Linked DNA regions of Homo sapiens: all the other regions are linked to region 4. A link is a contact called in ENCODE Hi-C or POLR2A ChIA-PET data. All regions are on one chromosome and are shown on one strand. The core of a region is the stretch at or near the end of the contact, and the rest is flanking DNA. Distances in the headings are between cores, read along the strand shown. Region 1 holds the start of GM2A (ganglioside GM2 activator). Region 2 holds the start of GALNT10 (polypeptide N-acetylgalactosaminyltransferase 10). Region 3 holds the start of ATOX1 (antioxidant 1 copper chaperone). Region 4 holds the start of PTTG1 (PTTG1 regulator of sister chromatid separation, securin).

Evidence for each region. Hi-C counts contacts between places; a loop is a spot of excess contacts on that map. ChIA-PET counts read pairs that join two places held with the same protein, here RNA polymerase II (POLR2A). Pooled maps may share reads with other maps.
Region 1: a loop to region 4 is called in a map of CD8-positive, alpha-beta T cell, with 7 times the contacts of the local background. The contact joins the promoter of GM2A here to the promoter of PTTG1 in region 4. A Hi-C loop is called at or near these places in 2 of 168 maps with a recorded cell type or tissue (CD8-positive, alpha-beta T cell and naive thymus-derived CD4-positive, alpha-beta T cell) and 4 of 50 pooled maps.
Region 2: a map of naive thymus-derived CD4-positive, alpha-beta T cell shows a loop between it and region 4 (5-fold over the local background). The contact joins the promoter of GALNT10 here to the promoter of PTTG1 in region 4. A Hi-C loop is called at or near these places in 1 of 168 maps with a recorded cell type or tissue (naive thymus-derived CD4-positive, alpha-beta T cell) and 6 of 50 pooled maps. POLR2A ChIA-PET finds 5 or more read pairs at or near these places in 1 of 52 experiments (activated B cell).
Region 3: a loop to region 4 is called in a pooled map, with 4 times the contacts of the local background. The contact joins the promoter of ATOX1 here to the promoter of PTTG1 in region 4. A Hi-C loop is called at or near these places in 3 of 50 pooled maps. POLR2A ChIA-PET finds 5 or more read pairs at or near these places in 3 of 52 experiments (PC-9, activated B cell and activated naive CD4-positive, alpha-beta T cell).

What each region holds. Positions count from the first base shown.
Region 1 is chr5:151,251,633-151,254,905 of GRCh38, forward strand. It overlaps GM2A (ganglioside GM2 activator), which reads left to right and starts at 1,553. Exons shown (of 4, transcript NM_000405.5): 1 at 1,553-1,665. The coding sequence starts at 1,585. RefSeq lists a silencer at 1,164-1,513.
Region 2 is chr5:154,188,676-154,192,351 of GRCh38, forward strand. It overlaps GALNT10 (polypeptide N-acetylgalactosaminyltransferase 10), which reads left to right and starts at 2,058. Exons shown (of 12, transcript NM_198321.4): 1 at 2,058-2,350. The coding sequence starts at 2,192. It overlaps LOC124901118 (a long non-coding RNA gene), which reads right to left and starts at 1,404. Exons shown (of 2, transcript XR_007059010.1): 1 at 1,321-1,404. RefSeq lists an enhancer at 468-1,433 and silencers at 1,654-1,743, 1,834-1,933, 1,944-2,053, 2,144-2,223, 2,294-2,353.
Region 3 is chr5:151,756,836-151,760,233 of GRCh38, forward strand. It overlaps ATOX1 (antioxidant 1 copper chaperone), which reads right to left and starts at 1,796. Exons shown (of 4, transcript NM_004045.4): 1 at 1,711-1,796. The coding sequence starts at 1,716. It overlaps ATOX1-AS1 (ATOX1 antisense RNA 1), which reads left to right. Exons shown (of 4, transcript XR_007059008.1): 3 at 103-236; 4 at 1,454-1,525. RefSeq lists an enhancer at 835-964 and a silencer at 1,735-1,984.
Region 4 is chr5:160,419,916-160,423,510 of GRCh38, forward strand. It overlaps PTTG1 (PTTG1 regulator of sister chromatid separation, securin), which reads left to right and starts at 1,940. Exons shown (of 6, transcript NM_004219.4): 1 at 1,940-1,976; 2 at 2,387-2,488; 3 at 2,794-2,978. The coding sequence starts at 2,398. RefSeq lists silencers at 1,775-1,834, 1,935-2,094 and an enhancer at 2,189-2,745.

The DNA of each region.
Region 1 (3,273 bases), core at 303-2,802, 9.2 Mb before region 4:
CTAGGTGAAAGGGAAGAGTTGATCAGAATGGGAGGATCATTATGTAAAGTATGGAGCTTAGTTAATAATAGTGTACCAATGTCATGCCCTCAGATTTAAAAAAAATTTTTTAATTTTTTATTCTTTTGCCACCTCCTTGTCGCTGGCAGTGCCCCCCAGTTATGCACAAGCACAAGCTCTGGGTCTGCAGTCTGAACCCCCGGCCAGGCCACGGGTGTCTTATCAACAATAGAGGAAACGAACAGAACTTTGTAGTATTTTTGCAACTTTTCTGTAAACCAAAATAAAAAGTTTACTTTAAAAAAGATGATCAGGTGAGTTTTAAATTCTACACATGCATTCATGTACTCAACAGATTGTCTATTATGCATCAGGCACTGGGTATAAATGAGTGCCTGCATCATGATGCCACCCCTTGTGTAGTTTACAATCCTGTGGTAAATTGGCGGTATTGGTAACAACATCCCTGTTTTTTCTAAAAGCAAATCTCCAACTAGTATATTAACCTGACAAAATCTTGGCTGATGGGGTGTCTAAAAAGAAGTCTTGCTCTATTCCTTCCTAGCTGTGCGACCTTGGCAGAGCTAACCTCACTGTGTATCAGTTTCCTCAGTGCTAAAATTGGGGAAGAAAAAAAAAAAGCATTCCCTTGTGCGTCCTTAGCATGCTTTCAAGCAGTTACTAAATGTTAGTTTTTATAACGGTTATAATTATTAAAAAGATACGGATTCGTGAAGTCAAGAGATCAAGACCGTCCTGGACAACACGGTGAAACCCCGTTTCTACTAAAAACACAAAAATTAGCTGGGCGTGTGGCGCGTGCCTGTAGTCCCAGCTAGTCGAGAGGCTGAGGCGGAAGAATCGCTTGAACCTGGGAGGCAGAGGTTGCAGTGAGCCGAGATCGCGCCACTGCACTCCAGCTCGGGCGACAGAGCGAGAGTCCGTCTCAAAGCAAAAAAAAAAAAAAAAAAGACACACATATGGGGAAGCGTAACATGGCAGAGAGTCTGACATTTTTGTCCGGAAGGACTTGGGGATGAAAACACTGAATCCGCGGTTTCCCAAAGGTCCTTCCAAAGGTGACGGCCCCGGCACGAGTTCACAAACCACAGCTCCGCCCCATCCCCTGCCCGGCCCCGCCCTTCCCAGGAGCTCTGCTCCGCCCCGCCCCCGACTCCGCTCGGCCCCTCCTCGCGCCACGCCCCCGCCCCTCCCGCGCGCGCAGCTCCGCCCCGCCCTCGTGATCCCGCCCCAACCTCGTGCTAAGCTCCCTTCCGTTCCAGCCGCCTTCAGCCCCGCCGCGCTCAGTTCCGCCCCTTTCTCTTCCAACTCCGCCTACGCCCCAGAGAGGGAAGGCCTTGACACCTACGCTAGAGAGACAGGCTCCAATGAAAAGAGCGAGGGGGCGGAGCCGGGAGGAATCGGTCCAATTCTCGGCCGGGAAGTCTCTGGCCGGGACGGGGCAGGGCGAACCTGCCAGTGACTGGACTCAGCTTCTTTGCGTAACCAATACTGGAAGGCATTTAAAGGCACCTCTGCCGCCACAGACCTTGCAGTTAACTCCGCCCTGACCCACCCTTCCCGATGCAGTCCCTGATGCAGGCTCCCCTCCTGATCGCCCTGGGCTTGCTTCTCGCGGCCCCTGCGCAAGCCCACCTGAAAAAGGTGAGTGCACCCTCTTTTAAGAGTCTGTTTGCAGCCTCCTGGCCCAGCTACGGGTGTGCGGGTCTGGCTGAGATATGGGGGTGGCCACTCCGTTCTCTAGAATTGGTTCTCTGCACTAGAGCCTTCCAAAGTAACTAATTATGGGATTCTGGTCTGTACAATGAGGGTGGCCTCTAAAGACTTGTTCTGCTCCAGGCCCTTTTTGGAGAGATTAATCTCACGTCTGCACTCTCCTGCCCTCCCTCCAAGCGCCGGAGTGAAAATGCAGACAGCCTTAAAACTAAGGCATTGCCCCCAGAGATTCAGTCCTGTTAACCCTGCACCTTACTCCTGACCCCCACTCCTTATGTCCCCCATGATAAGGCCTGCTGCCTCATCTCTTCCCCTGCTCGAATGCCCTGAGGTCTTCCTGAGAGTTGGGAGGGTTTGAGAGCTTTTCCAGGCCAGAGGATCCAGATTTGCCCATCTGGTGACAAATACCCAGGCCTGTGACCCCGCTGCCCTTGGTTATGAGCCACTGAGACAACAGTCCCCGTACCCTCCAAGCTTCCTCCTTCACTTCTCATTGACACCGCTTCTTCCTTCACTTCTCATTCACACCGTGCTGCAGATCCCTGGGAAAGGGAAGTTCTGTAATCCCTTCACCTGAAAAAGCCTCGTTCCTGGCTTATTGCAGCTAGCCCAATGTCTTTCAGATTCAATCTATGTTGTTGCAAATGACAAGATGTTCCCCCTTTTAAAGGCTGAATAGTATTCTGTTGTGTATATATGCCACATTTTCTTTATGCATTCAATTTGATGGATAATTTCTTCATCAAGTGTCTGTTGATGGATAATTTCTTTATCCATCAAGTGTCTGTTGATGGACACTTAGGTTATTTCCATATCTTAGCTATTGTGAGTAATGCTGCAATGAATATGGGAGTGCAGATAGCCCTTCGAAATGTTGATTTCAGTTCCTTTGGATATATACCCAGAAGTGGGATAATGGCTCATATGGTAGTTCTGTTTTATTATCTCATTTATATGCGGATTCTAACCAAGTTGAACTTACAGAAGTTGAGAGTAGAGGTGGGGTCTCACTCTGTCACCCAGGCTGGAGTGCAGTGGGGCGATTGTAGCTCACTGCAGCCTTAAACTCCTGGGCTCAAGCAGTCCTCCCACCTCAGTCTCCTGAGTAGCTGGGACTGCAGGTGTGGGCCACCAAGTTCTGCTAAGGAATAGGCTTTGAGATTTATTGCACACCAGGGTGACTATCGTCAGTAATGTATTATATACAGAAGCTCCTTAACTTTCCATGAGGTTATGTTCTGATAAACCCATCATAAGTTGAAAATGCATTTAATACAGCTAACCTGAGAATCATAGCCTAGCCTACCTTAAACATGCCTAGCCTACCTTAAACATGCCCAGAACATTTACATTAGCCTACAGTTGGGCAATATCATCTAACACAAAGCCTATTTCATAATAAAGTGTTGAATGTCTCATGTGATTTACTGAAGACTGTACTGAAAGTGAAAAACAGTATGGATACTAAAAGTACAGTTTCTACTGAATATTTATCACTTAGGCACGATTGTAAAGTTGAAAAATGGTATGTCAAAC
Region 2 (3,676 bases), core at 808-3,307, 6.2 Mb before region 4:
GTGCAGTGGCACGATCTCGGCTCACTGCAACCTCTGCTTCCTGGGTTCAAGCGATTCTCCTGACTCAGCCTCCCAAGTAGCTGGGATTACAGGTGCCCGCCACCACGCCCAGCTAATTTTTGTATTTTTAGTAGAGACAGGGTTTCGCCATGTTGGCCAGGATGGTCTCGATCTCTTGACCTCGTGATCTGCCCGCCTTGGCCTCCCAAAGTGCTGGGATTACATGCATTTTTAAATCTGACTCTCATTCGCCAATGGGTATAAGAAAAGCATGTACCTCACAGGGTAACTGTGAGCATTTAAAGAGGTAATGCATCTCAAGGGCTGCCTGACATAGAGTAAGCACTCAATAAAAGGTAAGCATTATTGTGATGGAAATCTAAAGAAAGAAAACAGTTCCCTGAGGAGGAGTTTTAGAAGGCTTCGTGGAGGAGGTGGCAGTTTAACTAGACACGGAAGGATGAACAAGATTTCCACCGACCTAGAGAAGGGGGTTTTATGGGTAGAAGGAGCTGCGTGGTCAACAGCACAAGAAGGAAAACACAAAGCCTGCAACAGGCTAAGCGAAGCTCAGGGCAGGGCAGGGCAGGGCACGGCAGGAGACAGAACGTTTGATCAGCCCTAGCAGGTCATAGGAGAGGAGCATGATGGACTCTAGAGCCGAGGTGATGGAAGCCTTGAAGGTTTTGCTGCAGAAATCAAGAACTGAGCTGTGATGTCAGAAAACTGAATCCCCATCGCTCAGCCTGGAGCTGGAAGAACTTGGAGGCAAGAGTTGCCAGAACGCTGGTCAAGGACTAGTGGCAGCTAGGCACGAAGGTCAGCGGCTGAGCTAGAGAAGCAGAGAATCAAGAGGACGAATGTGGGGGTGGCAGAGAGTAAGGTAGCCAAGGGGGTGCTCCGTTCCACCGCATCAGGGAGGAGGCAGCTAAGTGACCAGCGTCGAGCGCCCCGAGGAGGAGCCGCTGGCTGGCATCACCGTCGGAGTCCGGCTCCACGGCCCTCCGCATCGCCCAGAAGCCCGACTCCTCTGTCAAAGCCCTCGCCACAGTTACAGACACATTGCCTGGTCTAGTGAAATTACGTGTTTCATGTTTCAGCTCCCAGACGTCAGGGCTCAGGTCTGTTTTCATTTCATCCCAGAGCCTGGCACAGTGTTTGGCACATAGTGGCGCTCGCCAACGGTTTGCTGAGAGCTTTCCGGGAAGGGCTCAGTGCGCTTAGGATCCAAAAGCACGCGTGAGAATGCAGGGCATTCTAACTCCAAGGGGGTTGGACTTGCGTGAGGAAAGGTGCTGCAGAGAGGCTACCGTCACTTACCCACCCGCCGGTTTGCAGGATCTACAGACGGGCGGCGGCCGGGCACAGCTCCCTACAGTTTGCAGAGGGCGTTCACACCTAACGCCAGGGCCCCCCTAGAGGAAGAAAACCAGGGCCCGCCCGCGGAACAGTGAGCGTGCAGCACGGCTGTGGCCCCGTTTCATGGCCGGGAACACCGAGTCGCCGGGGTCAAAGTAGGTCCGCAGGTCCTGGGGGCCGAGCCTAGGTGGGCTGGAAGTGACAGCCCCGGGGGCTCCAGGCTCAGAACGCCCGGCGGGGCCCCAGCACTATTTGCATATCCCCAGGGAGGCAGCAAAGGTTCGGCTGCAGTCCCGGGCGGAGGTTGCCGGGCGGGGCGGCAGGGTACCCGGGCGAGCGGACATGCACCCCACCCAGCGGTGCCCAGCCCGCACCAGTTAGCGCCCAACTCGCCAACTCCGGGACTTTCGCAAAGCTCCAGAGGGCGGGGGAGCCGCCGAGGAGTGGGACGGACCATCGCGGCTCGAGAGGGGGGAAGCGCTCCGGCCCGGCATCCTGCAGCGCCCGGGCGGGCCGAGACGCTCCGTGAGAGGGCCGAGCCTGCAGCGCAGAGACTCGGCGGTCGACGCGGGGGCAGGCGGCGCGGGGCGGGCGGCTCGGCGGGGCCCGGGGGCGGTGGCGGCGGCGACGACCCCCTCGTGGCGGCGGCGTGGTGGCGGCGCCCAGCTCCCCGGCCGGCGAGCGGCGGAAGTGCCGCGGAGTTGGAGCGGGGCCGGCGCCGCAGCCGCTTCTGCTGGCTGAGCTGCTGCCGCCGCCGGGCGGACGGGCGGACGCGCGGAGCTGGGGGCGGCGCGGCGGGGCCGGCGGGGCGCGGCGGGGCTGACCGGCCCCGATGAGGCGGAAGGAGAAGCGGCTCCTGCAGGCGGTGGCGCTGGTGCTGGCGGCCCTGGTCCTCCTGCCCAACGTGGGGCTTTGGGCGCTGTACCGCGAGCGGCAGCCCGACGGCACCCCTGGGGGATCGGGGGCGGCGGTGGCGCCGGCGGCGGGACAGGTGAGTCCCCCCGTTGCTACAGGCCGGGAACACCCCCTTCCCGAATTCACTTTTAGCCTGTGGTTCCTTCCTCCACCTTCTGCTGTCTGCCTCCTCAGAGTCAGCTCCGAGACTCTTCAGCTCTTCCCATTTTCCGGATGGGAAAATTAAGTCCTGTCGGGACTTGTCCAGGGTCCCACGCCAGTCAGAGACTGAGTCCGAACTAGCACTCAGGACGCTATTTCTCACCACATGTTACCACCTTCCTTTCTGTCCCCGTCTGGTATTCCTTGACGTCTTCCAGCGGATCTCTTTTGAAGGATCCTATCTGCATCCCTGTATCCCAGGATGACTCCTGCCTTGTGCCAATAGGAATGAAGATTCTGGTTCTTCTATTTGGTGTCCAGGTCCTCTCTGCTTCCCTCCTCCCACCCCCCCCCCCCCACAACCCCTACCTGCTGATCCCAGTGTTCTTTGCTCAGGTCAGCCCTTTTCCTGATTTCTCATCTGCCCAACGAGACACCCGGGCCTTCCTCCTCTCCCCATTTATTCAACACCCCCGCCCCAACTCTAGCCTTTTCCTTTCTCAGATCCTGTGGATTCCTTGCAGAATGTAAAGATCATGCTCCCTTTAAAGCTTCAAGCCCCTGGGGGTGGAGAAGGGGGTAAGCTCCTGGTCCTTGAGGGACCTGCTGCCTTTGACCTTATGGGAGTCCAGAGGTGGGGCTCTGGTGGGGGGACCCCCAAAATGTCCCAGAGGCTATTGGTGCCCAGTGTCCTGAGGATGGAACACCAGAAGCCTTCCCTATCTCTTCTGAACTTGTCTAGTCTGGTTAGTTGTAGTGTTTATTGCAGCCAAAACTGGGATCGGAATGGTTTCTGCCTCCTTTGAACTTACCCACGTATGTTTGTGTGTATGTGTGCGTGCACGCATTTAGACTAGCAGCTCCCTCATAGCAGAAGCTCTGTCACATCACTCCCACCCTCCCAGGAGGTGCTAGTGAGTGTATTGCTTAGACTGTTTCATATAGTGGAACATTTCAGGCTTTCTTACGGGATTTCTCTGGTCCCATGAGAAGTGGATAATTTGTGTATCAGGGTCAGACTTGACTGACTGTTGGCTGGCCTCGACGAAAGAGGCTGGCTTTTCTGAGATTGATGGTTTTCCTTATTCTTCCCAGTATCAGGCTGCTGTCTAGGCAGTCTGGCATCTGGAGCACAGAGGGCTCTTTGCTACAGAGCTGACCAATTTGAGCTCCGCCTGTAACTCTGTTAATTGCTGCAAAGCATCCCAGAGGGTCTCATTGATCTTTCTGGTAGAGCTTACTGTTTAGAAACTAAGGTTTC
Region 3 (3,398 bases), core at 546-3,045, 8.7 Mb before region 4:
GACTAGATATATCAGTGGCTGTGTGACATATTTTACTGGCATTTTTCCAGTTAATACTAACAACAGTCCTGTGAGGTCAAAGTTTTTGTCCCTATCTTACAGATGAGGAAATCAAGGCAGTGAGATAAAGCAACTTGCCTGAGGTCACCCAGTTGGCAAGCTGGGGCACAGATTTTCAGAGGTTTCTGGGATTCCAAACCCTGTGCTCTCGGGCATTTGTCTGAGAAAACTCTCAGGTAACACACTCTTCCCCTTCCAGTATGTGTATATAGATATATTTTTTTCTTCCCTTTCCAGTTTTGAGGAAATCCCTTGACTAACACCCTCTTTCCTTCAGCTGTTATCTTGTGGTACATGGTGCCAAGTGCCCTCCTCATTCCCATCATCTGCTCCAGAGGGTTTTTTGTCAAAATCCCCAGAAGATACAGAATACAGTGATGATCAAGCTAGCCTTTTCCTCATTGCCACCCCCCACAAAAAATCCTGGTGGCCTTCACTCCCCAAGCCCCAGGGCAATTAATACTGTCTTCTACCATTGCCACAGGCTGACTTGCCCAACTGGTAGGGCTGATTCTATCAGATTCCTTATCCATACTTTGTTGTTGGAGGATTTGTCTCAAGGCACCTGGCAAGACCCACAGGAAATGACACCTGAGATGTCAGTGGCTCTGCCCAGGAGGCCTCAGGCTCACCTGCCAGCTCCCTAAAGACAGGATGCAAAGACACATGGCAACTGTGGGATACCTCTGGGTATCCACCTGGCCCAGAGCCATGAATTAGGCACCCTGAAGAAAATGCTAAACACCACATGACCCTAACCAAGATGCAACTGAGATCAGAGCATCTTCCCAAGCCGGTGTGACTGCTTTTGCCTGGCACCTCCCATGTGGTCAGGCCTGGAGAGATGGGGAGCCTAAGGATAAGGAGCTGAATCCTGGCTCTGCCAACTTCAACACGACCTGGAATAAGTTACTGGGCTTTTTATATTTTTATCTGCCAAAGGCCTCAATTCTTTATATAAAAAACGAGGCCACGAGCAACAATATATGTGATAAGACTGAGTGATCTGCAAAGGCAGGCTAAGACTGACTTCCCAGACACAGCCACTGAGCAACTGGTGACTGTGCGGGGGGGTTCCTGAACCTCTCTGGGGCTCATGGGTTCAGGCTGAGAAAGTGTCTCCATTCAGTGTCGCCCAGAGTTGATCTGAAAAGTAGGCCAGAGTGGGCAGGGAAATTAAGAAAAGCATGAACCTCTGAAAACCTGCCCGGTCCGTGAGGAAATAACCGGGTCCACTCCCTTGTCCAGAGCCTCCCCACCGCCCTCCTTCAGGCCAGCTCCGCGGGCAGGGCAGCCAGGAGGAAGGCTCAGGGACTAGGCGTCTCAGTTCCCGCTGGCCACCAACTCCCCCATCCCCTGCCCCCTCTCTGGTTCTGTTTCTCTGTGTACGCAGGGAAGGTGTGGGCTTGTCGCCCCTGGAGGCCTTCCAGCTCCGACGTTTTGAAGCCTGGCTCCCAGATTAAACTCCCTTCGGATCCCATTTTCTGAAGGGTCGCAAAAGCTGGGGGCTGGGTGGGGTAAGCTAGGGGACAACAGCGGCTCCGGCCGCCGCCTGAGCCCTTCAAGATCAGCATCCGGTCAAGCGGCTGTGCAGCCGAGAAGCAACCCGGGACTGCAAGTCTGCGTGGCGGGGACGGCGCAACCACTCACCGGCATGACTGAGGCAGCGGCGGTGTGGCGGCGGTGTGGCGGCGGTGTCAGCAGCGCCTCTCTGGATTCGGAGGGCGGGTTCGGCTGCGCTTCCGAGAGTGCGCACTAGAGGCCTGGTCCCGGAGGCCCCTCCCACTCCGGGCCCGGCCGCGAGGGAGGCTCCGCCCCCTCCAGTCCTGATCCCTGCCGGCCGCGCCGCCTCCTTTCTGCGGGCCGGGCCCGTGGTCACCCGGCCTGGACGGAGAGAGGAGGTGAGAGGGGCGCTGCGTTGGCCTCCATCGACTGTCGGCCTTTTTCAGAACGCCTACTTCGGGTCAAGCTTGTGTTAGGGAATGCCAGAGAAGGGCACCGCCTTGAACAGGACATCATCCATCCATCCCTAAAAGGACAGTTTCACTCATTTATTCACCGAGTCAATTTTTATTAAGCGCCAGCCAACGAGGACGCAGCGGTGGAAGAGCAGCAGCAGGAGGCTGCGAAGGACGCAGGCAGTGATAGTGCAGGGTTAGCAGAGCTGTTGTGACAGAGGAGGAAGGGCCCTGACTGCAGTGGGGTGGGGGCGGTTGTGGAAGAGAGGCGGCCTGGGGAGAAGGCAATAATCTGGACCTCGGTTAGCCTTTATCGCCCTGTTACAGGCTTTGTCTCTAAATACAGTCGCATTGGGGGTTAGGGTATCAACATAGGAATTTGCGGGGACACAATTCATGTCCATGTCAGAGTTCAGTCCCTAGCAGAGCCATACTGACTAGAGTTTTAATCTCAGCCCTATCATTTATTAGCCATGTGACCCTGGGCAGATGAACTTACCTCTCTAAGCCTCAATATCCTCACGTATAAGATGGGGACAGTTAAGGTCACTATACAATTTTTTATCTGAACCTTTTGCTAGAGAAAGGAGATGCTATTAATAATTTTGCCAGGACAACAGGCAAACACCATGACTGTTTCAGGCAAACAACGACACATGGTTCCCTCCAAGAAACCTACTTTGCAGTATTGTTGGAATACATGTAATGTGTGCAAACTTCTTAATACATTGCTTGGCACATGGTAGGCACCAAAAATATATATAAGTATTCTCTAATTGCTAGGCCCTCTGTTGGCCTCCCTGGCACTGGGTCTTCCGCTGCTCACAAAATACCCCTTAACCATTCATCCCCTACCCAACCTGCCAGGAATTCCCTAAAGATGGAAGGGAAGGGGGCGAGGAGGAGAGGGAAAGAGGGTACTGGCACATTAGGTCCTGTACGGGCAAGGCTTAGCATCTTGGTAGTCCTGGGTACAACTGTGCCCTGGGGCTAGGGATAGCTAGATTGCCATGAGGGAAGGCGGAGAGTGGACATGAGGGAAGGAAATCCTTCCCAAAGCAACAGTACACAGGGCGAACCACCCACGGCATGTTTTAGAGAATTAGGGGTATGGGTTGGGGGGATGGCTAAGCCTAGAGACAGCAATTTAAAGAGAAGACAGCTTTATAAAGATCTGTTAAAGATCACAAATAAAGACCTATTAAAGAGGAGAAGAAAATATGCCAGACTGTAGTTCCTGCATAAATATATACATACATTCCGTGTATTTACATTAAAATAAGCATGAAATGAACCACAGCCAATGTTACTAGAAGTTATCTTGGATAAGTGTAGGATTTGCAGGTGGAATCCCAATGTACCTACTGTTTAATTTTCAAA
Region 4 (3,595 bases), core at 690-3,189:
GCAATACCTGGAGTTTAGGAACATAAATATTAATTTTGCTTTTACAGGGCAGTAGATGAAGAAACAGTGTCAGAGACTAGCGTGAAAGTGAATAGAGTCTATGAATCACTCAGGCTTTGTTTTTTTCCACTTAAAAATATTCCTGAAATTTGCTTAGGAGTGTTAAGGCCTAATTAGCCAAAACCACCAGGAGAGCGCATCTCGAAGAGGAATCAGAAAGCGCAGGACAAGACAGTTGAATCTTTTCTAAGACTTGAGGTCCCTCTGGAGGGTTCTGAGGAAGGTCTAGGAAAGCCGGGATTGGTTCTGGATGGGTTGCTGTTTGTAAAGAAGGATTGGGAGAAACTGATTAGGGACTAAGTGCTGTTATGAGTGAGGGTGGTTTAGCAATTGAGTATTTCCAGTAATAGGAATAGCAAAGCTGGTCTGAGGGCATCATTAGTAAGAAAACAGTGGTTATTCAGAGAGGGTGGTTATGGTTTACAGCTGCTGCATGACCTTAGGAGAAACAATGCTTTCTGTTGGTGAAAAAAAGAAGACATCCTAAGACAAACCTTGCACCTCAAAACCTCTGTAGATAGAGAATCCCCACTTGGAAGCTATAGGTGTTGTGCAGATTTAGTCTTAAAAATTAACACTTTGAGTGCTGATAATATAATATGATGATGTAAAATTTAGGAGATACAGGAGGAAATAAAGGATGGGGATAAAGGAAAAAGAACAGTGAAGGGACAATAAAGGTATGCATATTTTTCTGTCTTTCCTCTTTTCTTCACCTTAAGTTAGGCTCTTTTCTTATAACCTAGTATAATGTCCAGCATTTAATAGGTATTCAATAAATATTTGTGAATGAATGAATCATTCAATCAATATTGGTCCTGAAATGCCAGGGAAAAAGAGATGATGAACTGGCATATATTGAGAACCATGTCTATGTCAGGTATAGTGTCAAGCCTTTCGTGAAAGAGTAATATGGAATCAACTCCTCTCTCTCAGCTGATCTGCAGCTTAAAATGCATATATGGTGAACTGTGGGAAGCGGAGTTTGAATGACACAGGTCAGCCTTATGTTTTAATTTATATCTTCATCTTGTAGTTGTTCAATGTATTCCATTTTACTATAGAAACAGGAAAAGGTCGTCAACTTTTTCAAGCAAAATTTCTTTTCATATCTGGGAAATTGGAATTCCTTTTTTATATCTTTATTATCTCTCTGATATTCTCTTGCTCCCTGGCCAAGCCCTTCCAGGCAACTTTGGTTAATATATTATTGAGATGTTAGAGGTTTAAAATAAATCACTATCAAAGGATAGAATTTTAAGGGAAGACTAAATTATGTATTCATTAGAATCATAATTTTGTTCCTAAGACAGATTCGTGATGGTATAATAGAAACAGTGTCTTAGCCTGAAGTATTGAGGATAGTCCTAAGATTAGGGAACGATCAGTTCGTTCTTAATCATAAGCATAAGAGAATGACTCAAACGCTGCTGTTTGATCTACCTGTACTTACATTTCTTCTTAATTTTAAATTCTTCTCTGCTAGTATTCTTTAGACCCAACATTGGTTGTTTCCCCTATTTCTTCAATATTTCTATTTATTTTCCATCCTTTTTACAGGGTCATCTAAATAAAAATATCTTAAAGCAATAAACCATTGTTATTGAGTCAGTACCTCAGTCCATGCAGCTTAATAATATGGAGAGCAAAAAAAAAAAGCCTCTCGATTTATTTTTTAATATTACACGATCCTAGTTTTTTCTTCCCAGAAAACGTGCCACAAAGTTTGCAAGAAAGAGCTTTTGGGGCGGAGCCCTGGCTGCTTAGGTCCTTTCCATTGGTTCTACTTGGTGACCACGCCCACGGCCCCGCCTCCTGGGCGGAAGAGCCAATTGGGCCGCGAGTTGTGGTTTAAACCAGGAGTGCGCCGCGTCCGTTCACCGCGGCCTCAGATGAATGCGGCTGTTAAGACCTGCGTGAGTGAATGGGAGGGTCGCGGGTGGTTAGTTGAGCCGGCTCCGGCGGGGAAGGAGGCGGGCTGCGGCTGCGGCTGGGGCTGAAGCTGGGGCTGGGGTTGGGGGACTGCCCGGGGCTTAGATGGCTCCGAGCCCGTTTGAGCGTGGTCTCGGACTGCTAACTGGACCAACGGCAACTGTCTGATGAGTGCCAGCCCCAAACCGCGCGCTGCTCGGGACCTTAGAGCCTCTGACTCAGGCTGGAAGATTTGAGAGCTGGATTAAGTACTTGTTGGCTCACGCCCGTGACTGTTCCGCTGTTTAGCTCTTGTTTTTTGTGTGGACACTCCTAGGATAGAAAGTTTGGTATGTTGCTATACCTTTGCTTCTCCCACCTTCCCCAATATCTAATATGTATTTCTCATTCTTAGAATAATCCAGAATGGCTACTCTGATCTATGTTGATAAGGAAAATGGAGAACCAGGCACCCGTGTGGTTGCTAAGGATGGGCTGAAGCTGGGGTCTGGACCTTGTAAGTATACAAGGCTGCAGTCGGATACACTGGTATTGTGGACGTGGCCTGGAGCTGGACGAGACATTTAGTGTACTTTTTGGGCAATTGGAGTCGTTTGTTATTGGTCCTTTTTCATTTTTAATATCTTAATGAGATGATTTAAGGAAGTTACTGAATCTCTGCTATTAGGCCTATCATAGCCATGCCACTACCAAAAGTGGGGGGTGGGTTTGGGGGTGAGAGGTCAAGTTTATATACACAGTATTTAAGTTGTACAGGTATTTTGCTGCTGGAATATTCTTATGGTAAGACTTTTTCTTCAGCAATCAAAGCCTTAGATGGGAGATCTCAAGTTTCAACACCACGTTTTGGCAAAACGTTCGATGCCCCACCAGCCTTACCTAAAGCTACTAGAAAGGCTTTGGGAACTGTCAACAGAGCTACAGAAAAGTCTGTAAAGACCAAGGGACCCCTCAAACAAAAACAGCCAAGCTTTTCTGCCAAAAAGGTAAGTGTTGGCTATAAAGACACTGTTTAAACACTTAAGCACTTTTGACTCTTAAAATGACTATTGGCATCATCCTACGTAGCTTTCTTCCCTCTGAGTAGAAGGGAAATAGAGGTTAGCAAGCAGAGTAGTGGAGGAGACTCAGATTGTCCTTGTGGACTTCTTGGTACCTTGAGATTGGAAATCTCAGATGCAGCTAATGCATATTTTTGCCTCATGCATATTTTTGCCTCACCTGTCCTTCACTAGTGTCGTGAAACTGGTTGGTGGTGTCTACTTACAGATACATACTGAGAGAGAGGGTGCCTTAAGAGAAACTGGTTGGTGGTATCCACTTACAGATACATACTGAGAGAGAGGGTGCCTTAAGAGGTTCTGTTGCTGCTTTAATAGCACAGGTGCTGCCATTCTCTTAGCCTTCCAGGGCAAGCAGCAGCTTGTTAGGTGACAATTTGCTAGCATGTTGATCTTCGTGTGAGTGTGAGTCACAAGCTACAGGTCTGTGTATCCCAGATGAGAGGACTTTGCTGTGAAAGATGACATTAGCATGTGGATTAACACTTTATTTGAATAACTGTTTTGTTTAATTTGCATTAGGAAACAACTAGTGAATTACA